Regions from separate parts of the Mus musculus genome. Here region 2 is linked to region 1. The links are chromatin loops, found by intact Hi-C in ENCODE. Cell type or tissue: gastrocnemius. All regions are shown on one strand. Each heading gives the region's core, and the rest is flanking DNA. Links, peaks and the distances in the headings are about the cores only.

Region 1 (5,380 bases), core at 183-5,182:
AGCATGAGCAAATATGATCATTTCAAAACTAGGCTTCCAAAGGTCCTCTAAAGTACACAGAGAGAACAGCCAGACCATCAAGGCAGTAGTGTACCTCAAAACCCAGTGAGGCCACTGTACTGAGGCCCCTGCGAGAACATGAACCAACCCAGTTCCTTCATTGCAGTCTGCTAAAATAATAGATAGATAGATAGATAGATAGATAGATAGATAGATAGATAATAGATAGATAGATAGATAGATGATAGATAGATAGATAGATAGATAGATAGATAGATAGATAGATAGATATGATAGGTAGATGATTGATAGATACATTGATAAATACATCGATAGATAGATATAAATGATAGGTAAATGATCAATAGATAAATAGATAGATTGATAGATACATACGTACATACATACTTACATACATACTTAAATACATTGGTAGATACATCAAAGATAGATATATCAATAGATACATCAATAGATACATACATACATACATACATACATACATACAGTGACAGACTTATATTTTAAGCGTGAGGGCTCAAACAACCCTCTGCCATACATAGCTGGGCCCCCAGTTGCATATAACCACATGGCATGAAGTCCCTGACTCCTTCGATGTGACACATGCATCCTTAGGAGAGGACAGCCACTGCTGCTTTGTGTTTGGGCTAAGATCCAGTGTAGAAAAAGGTAGCTATCCACCTGTTTTCCTGAGTAGAAAACATCCTCAAATCTTGCTCTGTGGTTATCTACTCACAGCAGCTTCCAGATTCCCCTAGACGGTTGTCATTAGGGGCCCACTCATATCTCCCCATGAGGACAAGAACCCACTTGGAACAAGGAACACTTTTAATTCTCTGTGTGTGTGTATACATACATACATACATACATACATACATACATACATATACATACACACACGCATACACATACATATACACATATACATATGTATGTGTGTGTGTGTGTATGTGTGTGTGTGTATATATATATATATATATATATGACGCGCACGGGGTGAATAACTCTGTGGAGTCCATTCTTTATTCTGCCCTGGGGTGGGGAACTCAGGTTGCCAACTCACCACCGAAAGCGCTTTTACCCGCTGAGCGTTCTGGCCAGCCCAAGGGACTGGACACTTATCAGGTATTTCTCCTTCTTCCTTGGGTTGGTCTTAAGTAGCAAACCAGTGTCCTTGTAAATATGTTTCAATCTCTCTGGAGGTTGGAATTTTCCCTGGCAACTGTATCATTTCTACTACTAAAACCTAATGAAGAGTAAGTCATAAATCATTTCTATCTACAGTGTATATTATTTTAGGCAAAATATCTTAATAAATCTTGCACTGACGTTACAATTCCACAGACATAGCAATAAAATGGAGCTCAGCGAAACAGACCTGGGTACCCAAACCAAGACTAAATATATCATCTCGCGTACAGTGTCTCTAACCCAGTAACGCTTTTCTCAGTTGTGCAACAGTGCCACCTAGTGGCCATCTTCAGAACGCGGTCATGCAACCCAGACTTCTGGTTACAAACACTGGGAACTAGATTAGCTTCTGGCCTACTGAGTAAGGAGATCCAAGCTTCAATTACACCAGGGGCTGGGGGAAGACAGACAAAATATATATGACTCAGAGAGAGAGAGAGAGAGAGAGAGAGAGGGAGAGAGAGAGAGAGAGAGAGCTAGTTTTTAAAATTAAAATCTTGGCCAGGCAGAGCAGTGTATCTCAGAAATAAATAAATAAATAAATGAAAGGGGACTGTATGTGTCACTTGGTTGGTAGAGTACTTGCCTAGCACTCATGAAGCCCTGGTGTGATTCTGAGAACTAAATAGGCCTAGAAGAGTACACACACCTATATCCCAGCACCAGGGAGATAGATGCAGGAAGATCAGTAATACAAGCCCAACCTCAGCTATAAATTAAGTTCAAAGGCATCCTGTTTACATGAAACCCTGTCTCAATGAAAGGAAGAAGGAGAGGAGGAGGAGGAGGAGGAGGAGGGGAGGGAGGGAGGGAGGGAGGGAGGGAGGGAGGGAGGGAGGGAGGGAGGGAGGGAGGGCGAGCAGACTGCATAGGTGACCCAGTGTTAAGAGCACCTGCTGTTCTTCCAGAGTTCAGTTCCCCTGCGCTGCACTCACCGTATTTAATTCACCAGTACCTGTTAACTCTAGCCCCAGGGGCTCTGATGCCCTCTTCTGGCCTGGATGGGTACTGCATACACATGTGCACAGACACTCATATAAGAAAACAAAATAAGCCTTTTAAAAGAAGTATTTCAGGTCAGAAAGATGGCTCAGCGGTTAAGAGCACTGGTTGTTTCCCAGAGGTCCCGAGCTCAATTCCCAGCAACAACATGGTGGCTCACAAACATCTGTCACAGGATCTGAGAGCCCTCTTCTGGTGTGTCTGAAGACAGCTATACTCGTAAAATAAATAATTCTTTTTTTTTTAAGGTTTGTGTGTGTGTGTGTGTGTGCAGAGCTTCTGTAATATGCGTGTGTAGTTTAATGGGTGACTCTCTACAGTTAGACATTGAACAGCACTGTTCTAAGTTAGACAGGGCGAGTTACAATCAGCTTCTTTCCAGCTGCGTCTATAATACTATCCCATGGGAACTGGACATTGGTTAGAAGCTAGAACTAATATCTTCCTCTTTCCCTGAAAACCTATGTCCTGTAAATCTAAACAGAGCCGACACAGATTTACATGTCATTTCCTGTAGTGTTTGTTAAAAGTACTTGTGAACAATGTTCTATATTAAGAGACTAACAGTTTTAGGGGAAGCACGTCACAGACAATACATATCCAGGCTATACGTTCCCTGCGTGTGTCTGCCTTCTCTTCATCCTTCTTGCCTCCATTTGGAGGCATTTGGGGGAATTTGTCTTACCAAGGAGAACCAGTTCACCTCAGGGTTGGAAATGGGGCTACAAATGTCTTGCTTCTTCCATTTGGCTGGGGGTGGGGGGGCACAGGGATGACTGGAAAGCAGCTGGCCCATGCTACATTTAATAACAGTGTGTGTCTTCTTTATTAAATGGCTATCACTATACTCTTGTGTAACTGACTGACACCTACCCTGAGATCCCATTACTAATGTCCTTCCTGGGACCCACAACGTAAACCAGGCTGGCCTTGAACTCAGAGAGTCACCTGCCTCTGTCTCCTGAATATATATATATATATATATATATATATATATATATATATATATATATATATATATACACACATACATATATGTGTGTGTTATATTAATCTGCATGTGTGTATATTTGCATACGCATATATATAAACATTGTTAATTTGCTCCTTTCCACTGCACTGACCAGTTGTTAGATTCATTGAACACTTTAATGTTTTCTTACTACTCATTTAAATTCTACAAGATTTGAATTGAATCCTTTCCATGAGAGACTGAATAAAAATTTCAACTACTGGGCCGACGACAAGATGGTTCAGCCAGTGGCTAAAGGCACTTGCCACCGAACCTGCGACCATTCCTCAAAATCCACAAGATGTAAGTTATTTTTTTGACCATCACAGTGTGCCCTAGGTTGTGTCTGTACACACTCACTCACACAGTGTACACACAAAGACAAATATATACACATACACAAACACTAAAATGTATACACACACACAAGAAAAGTGATGTTTTTTTAAATTCTAACTACTGGAATAAAAATTCTGCTTAAATCTTCCATTTGGTCATTTAGTTTCTTTTTTTGTTTGTTTGTTTTTTGTTTTTGGGGGGGTTGTTTTGTTTTGTTTTGTTTTGTTTTTTGAGACAGGGTTTCTTTGTGTAGCCCTGGCTGTCCTGGAACTCACTTTGTAGACCAGGCTGGCCTCGAACTCAGAAATCCACCTGCCTCTACCTCCTGAGTGCTGGGATTAAAGGCGTGTGCCACCACGCCAAGCTGGTCATTTAGTTTCTTTAGTCACCTCTAAGTGTTTATCTCCCTGAACATCAAAAGCTGTTCCATCTCTGTATATCAGGGGGTCGCCCCTCTAAATTGTAGCCTTGGAAAAGTTTCTTCTAGAGGGCTTACTGCCTCTGTCCGCTTGGATTCTAACCCTGCCCACCTCTGCTTTCCCCAGTCAGCAACCGCCTGGCTCCAACCTAGCTCATCTTCTTTCTTCAGAAATTGGTGCCGGTGAGTCTTTGACGCTTTGGCAGGTCCTCAGCTCGTCAAACGCATCCGGTAGCTCAGCCTTTGACGACTGATCTGCCATGATTCGGTCACTTGATTTTCTTTCACTTATTCAAAAAGGAGACGGGAATTTAATAATTTTATTTATTTATTTATTTGTGTGTGTGTGTGTTTGTGTGTGTGTGTGTGTGAGTTGGATCCCCTGGAACAGGAGTTACAGGCAGTTGTGAGCTGTCTAATATGAGTGTTGGGAACTGAACCTATGAGAGCAGTAAGCACTCTTAACCACTGAGCCAGCCCTCCAGCCGGAGAGAGGGGCCTTTAAAAGGTACAAATATAAATAAATGTTAGTGGCAACATTTGGCTACTAGAGAGAGAACTTCAGGCAAAATCTTAATATGGAATAGTTTAGGTCATTTGGCTTCCTCATTTTACACCATTTTCCTTTTTTGAGACAGGATATCTTTTTGTAGCCCTGGCTGTCCTAGAACTCACTCTGTAGACCAGGCTGGCCTCGAACTCAGAAATCCACCTGCCTCTGCCTCTTCCTCCCAAGTGCTGGGATTAAAGGCATGTGCCACCACTGCCCGGCTTACACCATTTCTTACATTTGCCATTTTCATTTTTTCTTCCTAATATTTATTTGGAATATGGGGTACACAGATGCTGGGGGGCATGTGTGGAGGTCAGAGGACAACTTGGGTTTGGTTCTTTGACTTCACCATGTGAGTCCCAGGGGTTAGACTCAGAGTGTTGGGTCCGGAGAGATGGCTCAGCAGTTAAGAGCACTGACTGCTCTTCCAGAGGTCCTGAGTTCAATTCCCAGTAACCACATGGTGGCTCACAGCCATCTGTAATGGGATCTGATGCCCTCTTCTGGTGTGTCTGAAACTGCGACAGTGTACCCATATACAATAATTAAATCTTTTTTTTTAATCTATATTTAAAAAAAAAAAACTCAGGCCATCAGGTTTCATGGCAAGCACACTCACCTGCTGAGCCATCTTATCAGCCTGTTTCCATTTTCTTTCTCTTGGGACACAACATTTTCATACTGAAAATGAAAACATCTCAGTCTTCCAAGAGAAGTCTAATTAAAAATAAGATATAGGGAGTGGACAATGACAGGCACCAAGAAACTGCACACTGGATGCAGAGTTCCCTCTGTTCTCTGACAGTCTCACCATGTAGCCTAGCCTAGGTTTGAACTTGAGATC
Region 2 (5,380 bases), core at 275-5,274, 1.6 Mb before region 1:
AGGCTTGGTGGAGACAGCTGGTGACGGAGGGTACAGTGGCATTCAGGCTAGTTAGGGAGGTGAGGCAAAGGACAGAGGAAGTGTCCCACTTTCCTAAACATGGAGGTGCATGAGGGGGCTCAGAGAGCAACCTGTGCCTCTGGCTGCTGTCACTCTTCTCCCATTTGTGGGCAAACCCTGACATCTTGCCCACCTGCCCAGGGAGACGGGGACCAGCTCTGCACAGACCTCTACCCACATTTCCAGAGTAGACACAGTATTTAAAGCCAAATGTGGTCACTCCAGCAGTTGTTCAGAGTCCTGTGAACAAGCCATTGTTGGGGGCCTGGTCCGCCGAGGTGGATGGGGGTGTGGAGTATTTGGGTGGGTAACGGATGAAAAGCCGGTCCTCTTCCTTCCTTACCCAGCGCAAGAGCTTCGTCACTACTAAGATGGCACCAGCCTTGGTTACCAGGGGGCTGAGGCAAGTATAGAGCTCAAACTTGGAAGTCACCTGGGGAGAGGGAGGAGAGAGTCAGATGGACTAGAGTGAGTCATGAATGATTCTGTGTTCCCAGCCCAAGCCTGTGTGCTTCTGAAGCTTGGGAGACATGCTCAACAGCAAACGGATATGGCTGGCTGGGCAATCTGGTATTCATCCTGTCAAGGGCAGACAAGAGGCCAGCTGGATCAGCAGCTTCAGCTAGGTGATTCTGACTCTGTGTATTCTCCGTTGGCTTATCTACAGATTAGAGATAACATAACAGCAATACCCGGTATTGAGGAGCAATCATAACATCCTCGACTGTCCTTGCTCCTGCCCCTGTGGTATCATCTCAGCCTTGCAGAGCTTAAGATTCAAAGTGATTCTCACACCAACCTGCGGCCTGGCCTCGAGGTCTCTAGGACCTTCTGTGTGCCACTTCCCACCACTCTGCCCAGTGTTCTCTTTCTACCCCAGCAACATTGGCCTCTTTTCTGCTGTTCCTTCAATCCAGCCCTGCTCAGCCTTGCCTCACATCTCGGCTTTCCCCTGTGCATAGGCAGTACCTCCTCTAGGGACCTCTCCACTTGGAAGCCATCTTTTCAGCAAGCCTTCTCCCGACCACTTGATCTAAAACCTTGGAGTTCCTTAGAAAAAGATAGAAGTATTCCTTGGCAAAATGGCTGAGTCCGGGAGGGAAGTAGTATGTCAAGTAAGCCGTACTTGTATGTGACAGAGATGTGCCAATGGGAGATAGGGCCCAAGCTACCTAAATCAGGAAGTCCACAGGCTAAGTCCCAAAAAGCTGCAGAAAATGCTAGAAAAATATTTCACACTGCTGAAATCAAGTACAATCTCAAGAGGCCACATTTATATAAAATATAAACTTCTGGGCCAGTGAGATGGCTCAGTGGAATTAGGGGCACTTGCCACAGAAGTCTGACAATCAGCTAGGGGAGTATGGATTCTCACAAGCTGTCCACTGACCTCTACACTCAACACACATGTATATGCATACACATTAAATAATAAATAAATGTAATTTCAAAATTTAAAAAACATCCAACAAGAAGACTGTTATTATGTAGAGTCCCAACTATAAATGTAAAAAGTGGAGTGGTTAGAAAAGTGATCACCAAGCAAATACCTGGTAATTGCTACAAGTTCAAGTCATAGAGGCATGTTAAAATGAAGGAGGGCGTATACTGCTAAAGCCCACAACTACACGGGCCATGGGTGCCACGGGTGCATGCTAGTTACAAAGGGGAAATACTATCGTTCACGTGTGGCCAGCTCCACCTTCCCTGAGAGAGCCGAGCTGGTGTCAAGGGCCCTTCAAACAGTGCACTTACTGCATGGCCTCTCACCGTGACCATGCTGGAGCATGAGAGAGCTGAGTCAGGGGCACTCTACCAGCAAGTTTATAGACTGATGTCCTTTGACAGTGCCAGGACCACAAGTCAACAAAGCCCGTGGAAGCATTCCAGAACAAATGAGACCAGGGAACACGAGTGCCTGAGGGAATGGCCCCTCTGTGGTGATGCTTTATACTGGCTTTGCCACTTCCAACTCCAAGATGACTTAAAAATGAAAACAATCATCCTAGCCTACAACAACACTGGATCCATATTAATATTCACTATTATTTAATGGGCCTGTTGGGGGAGGTCTCACTCCTTGTGGGACTGCCTTCCTGGCCATCAGCCTCCCTCAGTAGCTGATCTTTAACAGACTCACAGGACAGTCACTCCAGGTAGAGGGCACAGAGCAGTCCTGACCCTGCTGCAATGGTTGAGGAGAGCTGGGGCCTCTACACTGGTAGCAGGAACTAGCAAGCACAGAGGCAGTGGAGATGGGGTCCTTGAAAGTCAAAGACCCGGGCCTGCTTGCTAATGGGGGACAGCAAGGAAATGGCAGGGCTAAGGGAGAGCTGAAGTCAGTGAGAACTTCTTCGGTAATTCAAAACACAGGTGCCCACGGGGTCAGTGATGCAGATACAGGCAAAACCTGTGCACAGTCCAGCATGCCCATGGAGGGTGCTAAGGCTAGAAGGGATCATGACAGGGAGAGCAGGCTTGCAGGAGGGAACTGACTGACTGACTGACTGACAAGCTGATCAACTCACCCAAGCCAGCAGCGTCTCTTTCTCAGCCACGTGGTAAATGAGGCGCAGGGGCCGGGAGGTGCTGTGGAGGCGAGCATGCAGGCGGTGATACAAGTCTGACAGTCGCTGTCGCTCTTCCTCTCTGCTGTATGGGGCCTCTAGCTCGGGACTGCAACAGAGGGAGGCAGTGGCATGGTGAGTCAGAGCCTGCCTCCCCTCTCAGGCTAGGGACTGTGATTAAGTTATGGGGCTCAGCTTCTCCCATTAGACTTGAGGGTATCTCGTGGTTGTAAGACAAGCTGCCTCCATTAAACTGGAAAGGAGAGCCTTTCTCCCACAACAGGGGGACTCCTGTAGGTTGGTGCTCAAGCCTCTGCCATCAGAGAACTGTCTGCTCCCCATTTCTAGAGCATGGCCTCACTATCTCTCCTAACTCCTGTGAAGAAGATGCTGACTGTCTTGGTCAGACATATCTTCAATCAACTTGGGGTCAGGGCCCACCTGGTAAACTGTGGCAGCTGGCGGTGTTGTTCAGGGATATCCAGTGGCTTATAGAGAAAATGCCGGAGGCCAGGGGCTCCCACAGCCTGCACACTGTAGGCTGGGGCACTGGCTGCTGGGCCATTAGAGAAGTTGGCAGCCTCCCCAAGAGTACGCAGGGCACCAAGGTTGTGCATCCCATCTTCAACTAAGCGCCGGCAGGCGGCCATGGCATGGAAGGCTTCACGGTTGGTACCAAGCAGCAGCAGGCAGACGGGCATGGAATCCAGGCGGGCCACATAGGCATAGAAGAAACCATCTGGGTTAAAGCGAGGCAGGCACACAGGTGCCCATGCTTCACCTGCCGCGAAGGCTGGTGCACCCACCCAGTCAAGCAGCAACTGTAGATCAGCAGGGTCCAGCCGGCACTCCGCCAGCACATTCCTCTCCTGGGCCACGGTTATCAGTCGACCGCCAACAGCCAGCACTGACAAGGCCAGGCCTGGGGCTGTACAGCGCCGCAGTAGTGTGCCCAGGGCATCCCGCAGTGGACGGGCCAGAGGCACACAGCGCACAGCGCCCAGGAGCAGGGCGCCCGGGTCTTGCTCCACACTGTCCAAGAGCCGGTCCAGTGTGCGCTCTGAGCCGGCCAACAGGCGACGGAGGTCATAGTTCTGCTTATGTGCGAAGATGCGGGCCACGCTTGCACGCGTTAGTGTGCTCACAATTTGGGCGTGTACAGCAAGCAGTTCACCTCGTAGCTGTGCTGCAGACTGTGGAGTCCGGGACACAGCCACGAGCAGGAGTGGACCCTGCTGCAGGAACACCAGCTTGTGATCCTCTGGGGGAAGGAAGAGTGGAGAGGGTGGACACAGACCAGGAATGAGCCAAGGGGTCAGAAAGGACGCCTTTCCCAAACCCTCTCCAACACATACAGCGCCTGGCCTGACCGAGCCTGCGCTCTTACTCTGCCAGCACCTAAATTAGGGCGAGGACAAGCTGGGGTTATTGGGACACTTGTGGGGATATGTTGGCTGTGGAGGTATCTGGTAACTTAGACACAGCACGGGGTCGGGTGCTGGGATGGTGAGACAAACATGGATTCAGACATAGCCAGGTCATCCAGTCCACCTCCTCACTCCCAGACAATGTGAAGGACCTCCAGACAGTTACCCTGACCCACTGACTCACTTCTGGTGGGTGGGTAGGTGTACCCATGGCTCTAACCCCCAGCCATCCATATTCCCGGCCACCAGCCCACCACTCTTGAGCCCTTTCCTCGTCACTCACCAGCATAGATGGCACGGATGGCGTCTCCTGCACTCTGCACAAAGGACACCAGGGCTGTCATCACCCCCATGGTGGCCGACAGTGCCTCCACGCTACCGTACCGTGAGTAGATGGGCTTGCCTGCCTCACTCAGCACGAACACGTGCTTCCGCTGGCTGCGCCAGTCCTCGTCACTGGGGTCCCCCCCATCGTCGGGGTCTTCTCCCTGACCCTCAGAGTTACTCTCAGGTTCTCCGGGGGGGCTGCTGTCTGAGGCTGCTGCAGTTTCCCAGTGCTCACAGGTGCTTGATGCAGCCTCAGTCTGAGGCAGAGGTGATAGGAGGCTGGATGGCTGGTCCTTGGATCCTGAAAGGGAGCCTTGAGTGGCTCATCTCCCACTAACCTTACATTCTCCACAATCTACCAAATCCTTACCAGCCCACTCACCCCCACCCCCAGTGACCCCCCCTACACACACACACACACACACTGACACACACATCTTCCTAGCTGTTCAGTGAACATGGCTGACAATGTCCACCAACACTAAGGTGCCAATGAGCCTCACCCTAAAACACAACCCAACATGTCCTCACTGTCCTTCATTGGCCCCTCCATTATTCCCTTCAGACACTGCCTTCCCAGGCCTTCAAGGCACCCGCCTGCTCTCTGCATGACTACTGGCCTCCTTATTTACAGAGGCTCTTCCTTAACTCCTCTGACGCCTTCTTTATCCCTCTCACGTGTACTTACCCCCCGGTGACCACCATTAAAGTGCCCCCACTGACTCCCCTAACCCTTTTCTACCCGCACCCACATCCACTGATGCCTGCTGATGCCCGGTGACTCTCCAGGCTAACCAGACTCCCAGTGGTGGTCCTTATTTTTCCCATGACAGCCGCCACTGACACCCAGATCGACAGGACTCCTAGCCTTCAGCCACCCCCCCCCCCCAATTCCCTCTGCTGCTACATTAACACCCAAGCAAACACATAAGAGCATCCATGAGCATCCCAGACACCTTAGTCTTCAATAACCTTTACATGACAGTTCTTATTTTCCTC

What was found. A loop is a pair of places that touch in the nucleus more often than their neighbours do. Peaks named below come from ENCODE experiments on the same cell type or tissue, not always from the same donor. Only the 100,000 strongest peaks of a DNase experiment are listed, where the experiment ranks them.
Region 2: it touches region 1 in a loop (8-fold over the local background); 25 of 42 quality-filtered maps call a loop at or near these places.

What each region holds. Positions count from the first base shown.
Region 1 is chr8:112,042,196-112,047,575 of GRCm38, reverse strand. No RefSeq gene overlaps it. Among named protein-coding and RNA genes, the nearest start is that of Gm9564, 13 kb to the right of the region's middle. In gastrocnemius, for the core only: CTCF peaks have their summits at 1,489 (motif pointing left) and 2,208 (motif pointing left); DNase peaks (open chromatin) are centred at 1,488 and 2,192.
Region 2 is chr8:113,637,043-113,642,422 of GRCm38, reverse strand. Mon1b (MON1 homolog B, secretory traffciking associated) reads right to left here. Exons shown (of 5, transcript NM_173015.3): 2 at 4,338-4,682; 3 at 3,069-3,888; 4 at 2,589-2,736; 5 at 1-493. The coding sequence ends at 293. Among named protein-coding and RNA genes, the nearest start is that of Syce1l, 3.5 kb to the left of the region's middle. In gastrocnemius, for the core only: no CTCF peak of the experiment used is centred there; DNase peaks (open chromatin) are centred at 3,262, 3,501 and 4,498.